Linked DNA regions of Homo sapiens: region 2 is linked to region 1. Evidence: read pairs that join two places in POLR2A ChIA-PET (ENCODE). Cell type or tissue: Panc1. All regions are shown on one strand.

The links. ChIA-PET counts read pairs that join two places held together with the same protein. Peaks named below come from ENCODE experiments on the same cell type or tissue, not always from the same donor. Only the 100,000 strongest peaks of a DNase experiment are listed, where the experiment ranks them.
Region 2: POLR2A ChIA-PET joins it to region 1 with 6 read pairs; 2 of 35 experiments call an interaction of 5 or more read pairs at or near these places.

The regions. Positions count from the first base shown.
Region 1 is chr1:161,832,636-161,837,635 of GRCh38, forward strand. All of the region lies in intron 9 of ATF6 (activating transcription factor 6), which reads left to right. Among named protein-coding and RNA genes, the nearest start is that of ATF6, 69 kb to the left of the region's middle. In Panc1, no CTCF peak of the experiment used is centred here; a DNase peak (open chromatin) is centred at 2,549.
Region 2 is chr1:162,270,947-162,275,946 of GRCh38, forward strand. All of the region lies in intron 2 of NOS1AP (nitric oxide synthase 1 adaptor protein), which reads left to right. Among named protein-coding and RNA genes, the nearest start is that of MIR556, 69 kb to the right of the region's middle. In Panc1, no CTCF peak of the experiment used is centred here; no DNase peak of the experiment used is centred here; H3K27ac peaks cover 3,386 bases.

The DNA of each region.
Region 1 (5,000 bases):
ACCCACAGAGCCTCGCTCATTGCTAGCACAGCAGTCTGAGATCAAACTGCAAGGCGGCAGCGAGGCTGGGGGAGGGGCACCTGCCATTGCCCAGGCTTGAGCAGGTAAACAAAGCAGCTGGGAAGCTTGAACTGGGTGGAGCCCACCACAGCTCAAGGAGGCCTTCCTGCCTCTGTAGGCTCCACCTCTAGGGGCAGGGCACAGACAAACAAAAGACAGCAATAACCTCTGCAGACTTAAATGTCCCTGTCTGACAGCTTTGAAGAGAGTAGTGGTTCTCCCAGCATGCAGCTTGAGATCTGAGAACGGGCAGGCTGCCTCCTCAAGTGGGTCCCTAACCCCCGAGCAGCCTAACTGGGAGGCACCCCCCAGTAGGGGCGGACTGACACCTCACACAGCTGGGTACTCCTCTGAGACAAAACTTCCAGAGGAACGATCAGGCAGCAGCATTTGCAGTTCACCAATATCCGCTGTTCTGCAGCCACCGCTGCTGATACCCAGGCAAACAGGGTCTGGAGTGGACCTCCAGTAAACTCCAACAGACCTGAAGCTGAGGGTCCTGACTGTTAGAAGGAAAACTAACAAACAGAAAGGACATCCACACCAAAAACCCATCTGTACGTCACCATCATCAAAGACCAAAGATAGATAAAACCACAAAGATGGGGAAAAAACAGAGCAGAAAAACCAGAAACTCTAAAAATCAGAGCGCCTCTCCTCCTCCAAAGGAACGCAGCTCCTCACCCGCAACAGAACAAAGCTGGACGGAGAATGACTTTGACGAGTTGAGAGAAGAAGGCTTCAGAAGATCAAACTACTCCGAGCTAAAGGAGGAAGTTCGAACCAATGGCAAAAAAGTTAAAAACTTTGAAAAAAAAATTAGATGAATGGATAACTAGAATAACCAATGCAGAGAAGTCCTTAAAGGACCTGATGTAGCTGAAAACCATGGCACGAGAACTATGTGACGAATGCACAAGCCTCAGTAACCAATGCGATCAACTGGAAGAAAGGGTATCAGCGATGGAAGACGAAGTGAATGAAATGAAGCATGAAGAGAAGTTTAGAGAAAAAAGAATAAAAAGAAACGAACAAAGCCTCCAAGAAATATGGGACTATGTGAAAAGACCAAATCTACGTCTAATTGGTGCGCCTGAAAGTGATGGGGAGAATGGAACCAAGTTGGAAAACACTCTGCAGGATATTATCCAGGAGAACTTCCCCAATCTAGCAAGGCAGGCCAACATTCAAATTCAGGAAATACAGAGAACGCCACAAAGATACTCCTCGAGAAGAGCAACTCCAAGCCACATAATTGTCAGATTCACCAAAGTTGAAATGAAGGAAAAAGTGTTAAGGGCAGCCAGAGAGAAAGGTTGGGTTACCCACAAAGGGAAGTCCATCAGACTAACAGCTGATCTCTAGGCAGAAACTCTGCAAGCCAGAAGAGAGTGGGGGCCAATATTCAACATTCCTAAAGAAAAGAATTTTCAACCCAGAATTTCATATCCAGCCAAACTAAGCTTCATAAGTGAAGGAGAAATAAAATACTTCACAGACAAGCAAATGCTGAGAGATTTTGTCACCACCAGGCCTGCCCTACAAGAGCTCCGGAAGGAAGCACTAAACATGGAAAGGATTTATAATCCCAAAGGATTATAAATCATGCTGCTATAAAGACACATGCACACGTATGTTTATTGCGGCACTATTCACAATAGCAAAGATTTGGAACCAACCCAAATGTCCAACAATGATAGACTGGATTAAGAAAATGTGACACATATACACCATGGAATACTATGCAGCCATAAAAAAGATGAATTCATGTCCTTTGTAGGGACATGGATGAAACTGGAAACTATCATTCTCAGCAAACTATTGCAAGGATAAAAAACCAAACACCGCATGTTCTCACTCATAGGTGGGAATTGAACAATGAGAACACATGGACACAGAAAGGGGAACATCACACACTGGAGACTGTTGTGGTGTGGGGGGAGGGGGGAGGGATAGCATTAGGAGATAGACCTAATGCTAAATGACGAGTTAATGGGTGCAGCACACCAACATGGCACATGTATACATATGTAACAAACCTGCACGTTGTGCACATGTACCCTAAAACCTAAAGTATAATAATAATAATAACAAAACAAAAAAATAGATATACTTGAAGAAAGAAATAGTGAATGGGACGATGGATCTGAAGAAATTATATAGAATGTAACACAGGGAGACAGAGAGATAGAAAATGTGAGAGATATTGGACAAGAGGTTATGCCACCATAACTAAGGAATAAAGTAACATTCCCAGTCATGAGACATATTGACATCTGCAGCTCCTGATGGGATGCACTGAGAAGGGCACAGTATCACTTCTATGATGTTCTTGTCCCAAAAAATGTATAACCTGAATTGTCTTTAATTTTATTTTTTATTTTTATTTTTAGAGACAGGATCTTGCTTTGTTTTCCAGGCTGGAGTGCAGCAGCATGATCATGACTCACTGCAGTCTTGAACTCCTAGGCTCAAGCCTCCTGAGTAGTTAGTACTCTAGATACACACCACCGTACCTGGCTCATTTAAAAAAGTTTTTTTGAAGTGATGACATCTTATTATGTTGCTCAGGCTGGTCTCGAATTTCTGGGCTCAAGTGATGCTCCTGCCTCAGCCTCCTTAAGTGTTGGGATTGCAGATGTCAGCCAGCATGCCCAGCCTTACTCTGGAATCTTAAAAATATTGCTAACTGAGCCCTACCCAAGACCTATGAAGTCTGATAGGGTAGGTCAAAGGCATTTGTTTGTAAACCAAACATTTTTCCCAGGAGATTCTGAAGTATGTCTAGGGTTGAAAACTGTTGTGTGTAGTTTTGTATTTCTTTCTTCCTATACATTGTTTTGTATAGTTTTGTATTTCTTTCTTCCTATACATTAGCCACTATGGAAATTGTAAAAGCACTTATTCATTAGATTATAAGATAATGTACGTAAGGGAAGTTTTTATTAAAATGTCTCTAGACAGACACCTCTGTATAGATAGGTTTGTCTCATATACTTGAGGACATTTATGGACCTCTGTTTTGGACAGAGTAGGGGCCACAGCATAATCTGTGAAGGGAACTTCTTCCTGGCACATAGGATTGCAGATTATAGATTCCTTTGTTATGTTTTCCCCTTTCTATTTTAAAGGTCACTATAGTCATCCTCCTTTGCTGCAAATCATAAATGAACATACTAAGGAGGTTTTAAATATGTTTTAGTTAGGTCTTAAAAAAATTAACAAATGTTTGGAATTGACAGTGCTTTTACCCTGTTTTTGTTCTGGGTTAATGCTGCGCCCTCACTAGGTCTGGAATCTTTATAGTTTGAGACATCAGACTTGGATGAGGAAGGGTAAATCATGCTACTAGTGGGCCAGTTACTCTGTGGTTTTCTTATGAGACTGTGCTTTAAGGAAAAGGTAACCACGGAGCATATGGCATTGAGTTTGAGTCATGTGGAACTGGTTAGAAGTAAAATGTTTCTATTCCAGCATTCTCTGAGTTTGTCAGCTTTTCATTATTTTATAGGAAGAATTCTAGCTTCTTATCCTGAGATGAGCTTGTCTCCAAATCTGGTTCCAATTTTTTGTTGTTGTTGTTGAGCACATTTCGCCATATGATATCACTATTGGCTGTAGGTTAAAAGTTACCGTGTAACTTAAACGTCAGAATTCAAACCACCAAGTATACACGGTTTTGTTCAGCCAGATTTTTAAATGAAATCTAATTTGAGTTTTTGGCTAAAAGTACTTTCCACATTTATCAAAGTGACACATGAACTGAAGAAATACAATGTATCTGAGTACCAGGTGTTACTGAATCTGGAATTGCAGGAGGGTAACAGAGCCAAAGGCAGTCCTTTCCTCAAATAGTCTTAACGTATTCATGTTTGTCAAAAATGTGTCTACACAAAGTAATTGGTTCTCTTTTCTCTGTAGATTTCATCCTTTGTTGAAAAAGATGTCTTAGAACCTATCAAGTGCAGAGCTGGGTTTTGAGGGCATGGAAAATTCTGTTGATGCTTTTCTCTAGTTTTGGCTTTCATGTGAGTTGTACATAGGGAGGCTTATAAGGAGCATCCTAGTGGCTTTACCTTGTATCACTTGGCTACTTTTTCCCCACACTTCATTGTTGTAATGAAGGGAAAGGCAGCTGAAACCAGAAACCTACATCCCTTGCCAACTTAAGAGATAAAAGGAAATTTATCTCTTCTGCTTTCTACCTAGTGAGAAGGGGTCGGTGAGAAACTAGGCCAGGTGAGAAAACTACTATCAGAGTTTAAGTTGAGTACTTCGATATGTTCTTCAGACCATACATCTTAGTTAACATAAAACAAGGACTAGTGGATAGTTTGTGTGAAATAGCATTTTCAACCACCATTTTCAGTACTTAATATAGCTGGGTGGAATCATGCTGTGTAAGTGCTGCAGAACATAAATAATAAAGGAAATAAACATCTTAATTTTGTAACAAGTGAAGGTCTAGGCTAATATTAAGGGTAGTATAGGATACTTTTGAAGCTTTTGAATGTACAGAAGTACATATGTAATTATTATATATTGCTTAGACTTCTAGGCAGTTTGCCATTCATGTCTTTTTTGTCTCCAGATTGAGCTGTTTTGTCACATTAGTGAGCATTTGAAACATAATTTTAAGTGTCATTCTACAAATGGTTCTTAATTGATTTATGACTAATGTCAGTATGAACTGCAGGTGTGTGCCGTGCCTTTGGACTTTTTGGTGTCTGTGTGTTCTGAACATAAATTGGCCTTAGTATGTTATGCACACTGTCAGTTTATCACAATCCATGGCCTCTGAGGAGCCAGAAGTACGGAATGTACAGACGATCTATGTACCTTATATTATTTTCTGTCTCAGCCCTTTCCCAGAATTCCCAATAAAGCAGATTTCTCAATTACTTGCTTTTATTTTTCCTTTCTCCCATTTTTTTTTTTTT
Region 2 (5,000 bases), 440 kb after region 1:
AACTGTATGTATGTAACTGTATGTACGTTTCAAGAGCAGCTTGGTGGGAGAAGGGAAGCTGGCTGCTTTGCGTCAGTTGGTAGAACATGTTGAATATCAGTTTTGATCTTCTGGTTTAGGCAATGGGGTATTATAGAAAGTTTGTGATCAGTACCTGTTATATAATGTTTCAGGAAGGCTTAAATGGTCGTGGGGGGTGTGCGTGCAGTTTTTGTTCTTCTTCCCTCCCCCAACACCCCAGTATGATCCTTAGAATTCTACCCAGGAGTCCAGTGATGGCACCCCCAACCCCCCAGCATGATCCTTAGAATACTACCCAGGAGTCCAGCGATGGTACCCCCCACCCCCCAGCATGATCCTTGGGATACTACCCAGAAGTCCAGTGATGTAGAGAGTGTTTACTTTTTTCATATTGAAGAGCAAGGCAAGTGTGGTGGAAATAACTTATGGAAAGAAAGTATGAGGGCCACGTGGTGAGCACCAGCCGAGGCTAAATAGGATAATAGATATGAAAGTGCTCTGATATTTATAAAAGGCCACTGTGTAAAATGCTCAATACATGAGTTAGAATTAATATCCCAGCATTAATATTATGGAAGAGTAGGCAGCCTTTGAATGGAAGAAATCAGTTCAGCCTTTCGTGTGTGCTGGTTCTCAGAGCATGAGCTTAGCTCTCAGATGTCATCATGACCAGCCAGCTCGCTGTTTTCCTCTCAGACCAATGACTTTCTTGATTTCCTATAACAACTCTTATCTTAGTCAGCTTGGGCTTCTATAAAAGAATACCATAGACTGGGTGGATTAAACAACAGACATTTGTTTCTCACAGTTCTGGAGGCTGGAAGTCTGAGATCAAGGTGCCAGCATGGCTGGGTTGGTTAAGACCATCTTCCTAGCTTGTGGATGGCTGCCTTCCTGCTGTGTGCTTCCCTTAGTCCTGTTTTTGTTTGTTTGTTTGTTTTTTGGTCTCACTCTGTCACCCAGGCTGGAGTGCAGTGGCATGGCTCTATCTAGACTTGAACTCCTGGGCTTGAGCAATTCTCCCACCTCAGCCTCCTGAGTAGGGACTGCCAGCTAATTTTTTTTTGTAGACACAGGGTCTCACTATATTGCCCTGGCTGGTCTGTAACTCCTGGCCTCAGGCAATCCTCCACCTCAACCTCCTGAAGTGTGGGGATTACAGGCATGAGCCACCACTCCTGGCAAGTACTGTTTTTATAAGACAGTAATCCCATCATGCGGGGCCCACCCTCTTGACGTCATCTAAACCCAGTTTCCTCCTGAAGTTCCCACCTCCTTGAAGCTGGGACATCAACATGAATTCTAGAGGTACACTAACATTTATCCCACAACAACCTCCTTTATCACTTCCCACTGTTCTCGTGTGTGGAGAACAGGATGGGAATCCTGCTGCATGTATTCCAGAAGAATGGCTGGCTGAAGCTGGGGATGCTGCCAAACACATAGATTTCCTGTGTCCATGGAGGTGCTGGGCTGAAGCACAGACATCTGAGGCTCCAAGGAGGAGAAACTCACCCAGAGAGGCAGCAACACGAAAAGATGAATTGATAGAGATGACGCGAGGAAGAACTGAATACACTAGATGTTCCCCTTCTTGAACTGGTGATCGCCTGATGATTTCATCAGCTGCCACCCTGCAGGCCTTTTCTCTACTGGCTGCTCAGGCATGTGCTCGTTATTTATCTTGTCCTTTTGTCTGAGTCCCATATATGTGAGCCTGTGTGGATTCAGTCAGAAGGCAGAGGTGTTCAGAAACCAACAAAGTAGTTGGTTCAGTGTTGCTATGGGCAGAAGAGCTGAGACTGGGGTGAGACTTTTGCTCTGAGAAACTAGGCTGAAAAATTATTTCTGCCCGTTGAAATGTTAGAGTTCTATATCTTGAGCCCCAGAGCCTACAGAGACGTGTCTGGGCCTCACTGCAGCTCCCATTATTCCATTATTCCTCCAATAATGGAATAATAACCTCCCATAGGGATTGAGTTACCAGACTGAGTTGACCATGACTTGGTACCATAGCAGCTGGATGACCTTCATGGGTGTCCATTGCCCTAGCTTAGTGACCCTACCAGTGCCTGGACTGGCTGTGTATAGGCTGGAGGGGACTCTGTGTCTGGGAAGACTTCCCTTATCTTCTGAAGCCAGTATGAGATTCTCCTGGCCTGCTCTGCAGGACAACTCTGGAAGCCCTTGTTCTTTTTTTTTTTTTTTTTTTTTGAGACGGAGTCTGGCTCTGTAGCCCCGACTGGAGTGCAGTGGCGCGATCTCGGCTCACTGCAAGCTCCGCCTCCCGGGTTCACGCCATTCTCCTGCCTCAGCCTCCTGAGTAGCTGGGACTACAGGCGCCCGCCACCACACCCGGCTAATTTTTTTTGTATTTTTAGTAGAGACAGGGTTTCACTGTGTTAGCCAGGATGGTCTCGATCTCCTGACCTCGTGATCCACCCACCTCGGCCTCCCGAAGTGCTGGTATTACAGGCGTGAGCCACCGCGCCCGGCCGAAGCCTCTGTTCTTGACCTGGGAACAGTTAGTTCAGAATTGTCTCTGTGCTTTGCACTGCAGTGGAGAGGGTATCCCTCACATTCAGTCTGTGCTAACCTTGGAGGCCTGGGGGCAAGGTTTTCATTCACTCCACCTGAGGAGGAGGAGTTTGGGAAGCATCTCCTATCCTGACACTTCATCCAGCCCAAAGGACTTTAATTTTCATTTTATTTTTAAAATTAACAGTAAAATTGATTTTGGGGGTATAGTATTATGAATTTATGTGTCTGTATAGATTCATGTAACCTTCACCCCAATCAAGGTAGAGATACTTTCAAGTTTTGTGTGTATCAGTAGTTCATTCCTTTTTATTTGTTAAAAATTTGTTTTACATTTCAACCAATTCCCCTCTAACTTTCTGTAACAATACTGTATCACACATGAACTGCTTATTTTCCTTTTTATTTTTGAGTAGTATTCTATTATATGGATATACCACAATTTGCTTATCCATTCACCCTGTGGAAGGATATTTGAGTCGTTTCTAATTTTGGTAATTATAATAGAGCTGTTAAACATTCATGTACAGGTCTTTGTGGGAACATAACTTTCCCTTTCTCTAGGGTAAACACTTAGCTGAGGTAATGCTGGGTCATATGGTAAGTGTATGTTTAACGTTCTAAGAGACTGCTAAATTAGTTTTGGCTGTGCTATTTTCCATTCCTTCAGCAATGCGTGAGAAGTCCAGTGGCTCTGCATCCTCCCCGGTGTTTGGCGTCTGTTGTGCTGGACCCTGTTGACTTCAGTAGGGATGGCACCAGGTTCAAGAGGCCGGAGGAGAGACCCAGAACCGGTGAACAAAACATGTGGTTTATTTGGGGGAACTTACAGAGACGGTCCAGTGGCTGCAGGCTGGAGAGGAGAATGATAACCGCCTGTAAAAAGCATGCAGTTTATATAGCACCCTCACTTGGCACACTTCCCTCAGCAACCTGCATGTGGCAACCCTAATTTCTTGTTATTTCTGTCAGGTGCATCTACCATACAGTGTTTAGTTGTTGTTTTAATTTTATCTATTCTAATATGTATATAGTGGGATCTTACTGTGGTTTTAATTTGCATTTCCCTAACAGCTAATGATATTGAACATCTTTTCATGGGAGGCCATTATTCCAGACTTGGGTGAATACCCTATTGTCTTAGGGAGCTGTAATCAGGTCTGAGTGTGTTTCAATAGGCCCTGGAGCTCAAGATTCAGACTTTAAAAATCCCAGTGGGCAGATATAATTTTTTAGCCTTGTTTCCTAGGCATGAGCCTCACCTGTCTCAATTCCTCCTGTTAGACAAAAACACTGAACCAACTACCAAAACTTGTTGGTTTCTTTACATGTGTTTATTTGCTTTCAATATATCCCCTTTAATCAAGTGTCCATTTGAGTCATTTGCCCATTTTTTACTTCGGGTGTTGTCTACAGCTGTTGAGATTTGAGAGTTCTTTATATGAATGTATTCTGGATACAAATCTTTTGTCAGGTGTCCTATTTGCAAGCATTTTTTCCCAGTCTATTACTTGTCTTTTCATTCACTTAAAACTGGCTTCCACGGAGCAAGTTTAATTTTATGAAGTTCAATTAATCAGTTTTTTATTTTTTATGGATCATGCTTTTGGTATCATATGTAGAAGTTCTATATAAACCCAGGTCACAAAGTTTTTTGTTGTCGTTGTTGTTTCTGTTTTGTTTTTTGTTTTTGATACGGAGTCTCACTCTGTCACCCAGGCTGGAGTGCAGTTGTACGATCTTGGCTCTGCAACCTCTGCCTCCTGGGTTCCAGCGATTCTCTTGCCTCAGCCTCCTGAGTAGCTGGGACTATAGGCATGCTCCATCACACCCGGCTAATTTTTGTATTTTTAATAGAGATGGGGTTTCACCATGTTGGCCAGGCTGGTCTTGAACTCCTGACCTCAGGTGATCTGCCTACCATTTTCTTCTAAAAGTTTTATAGTTTTACACTTAAGCCTGTGATGCACTTTGAATTATTTCTGGCATAAGGTATGAGGTTTATTTTCATGTTCATTTTGGTTTTTTGCCTGATCTGGTCACATCTCACTCTCAGTAGTTCATTCTCTTTCCCTGTCAAGTTTGACTTTAGATTTCCATCATAGTTGGAGGGGGAAACCTGCCTCACATCACAGATTGTTTTTCCTATGGGAAAATAATCCCAGGATTAGGATTTTGCAGTTTGTAGTGGGGGCTTCTTCCCATTTTCATCCTCGTTTCTGAATAGTCACCTTGCTCTGCTTTGGATCCATGTTCAAATCTCATCTGTCTTCGGGGGCCCTCCCACGCATTTCAGTCTCTATCCAGTAGACTCCTTCCTGCACTCTGGATGTCACAGTGGTTGTGCTTGGTAATGCCACATGCTTTAATAGAGCGGAGACAGAAAATTCAGAGGGAACTCAAATGAGGTAAGGCAGGAGTTGGCAAACCATGGCTCATGG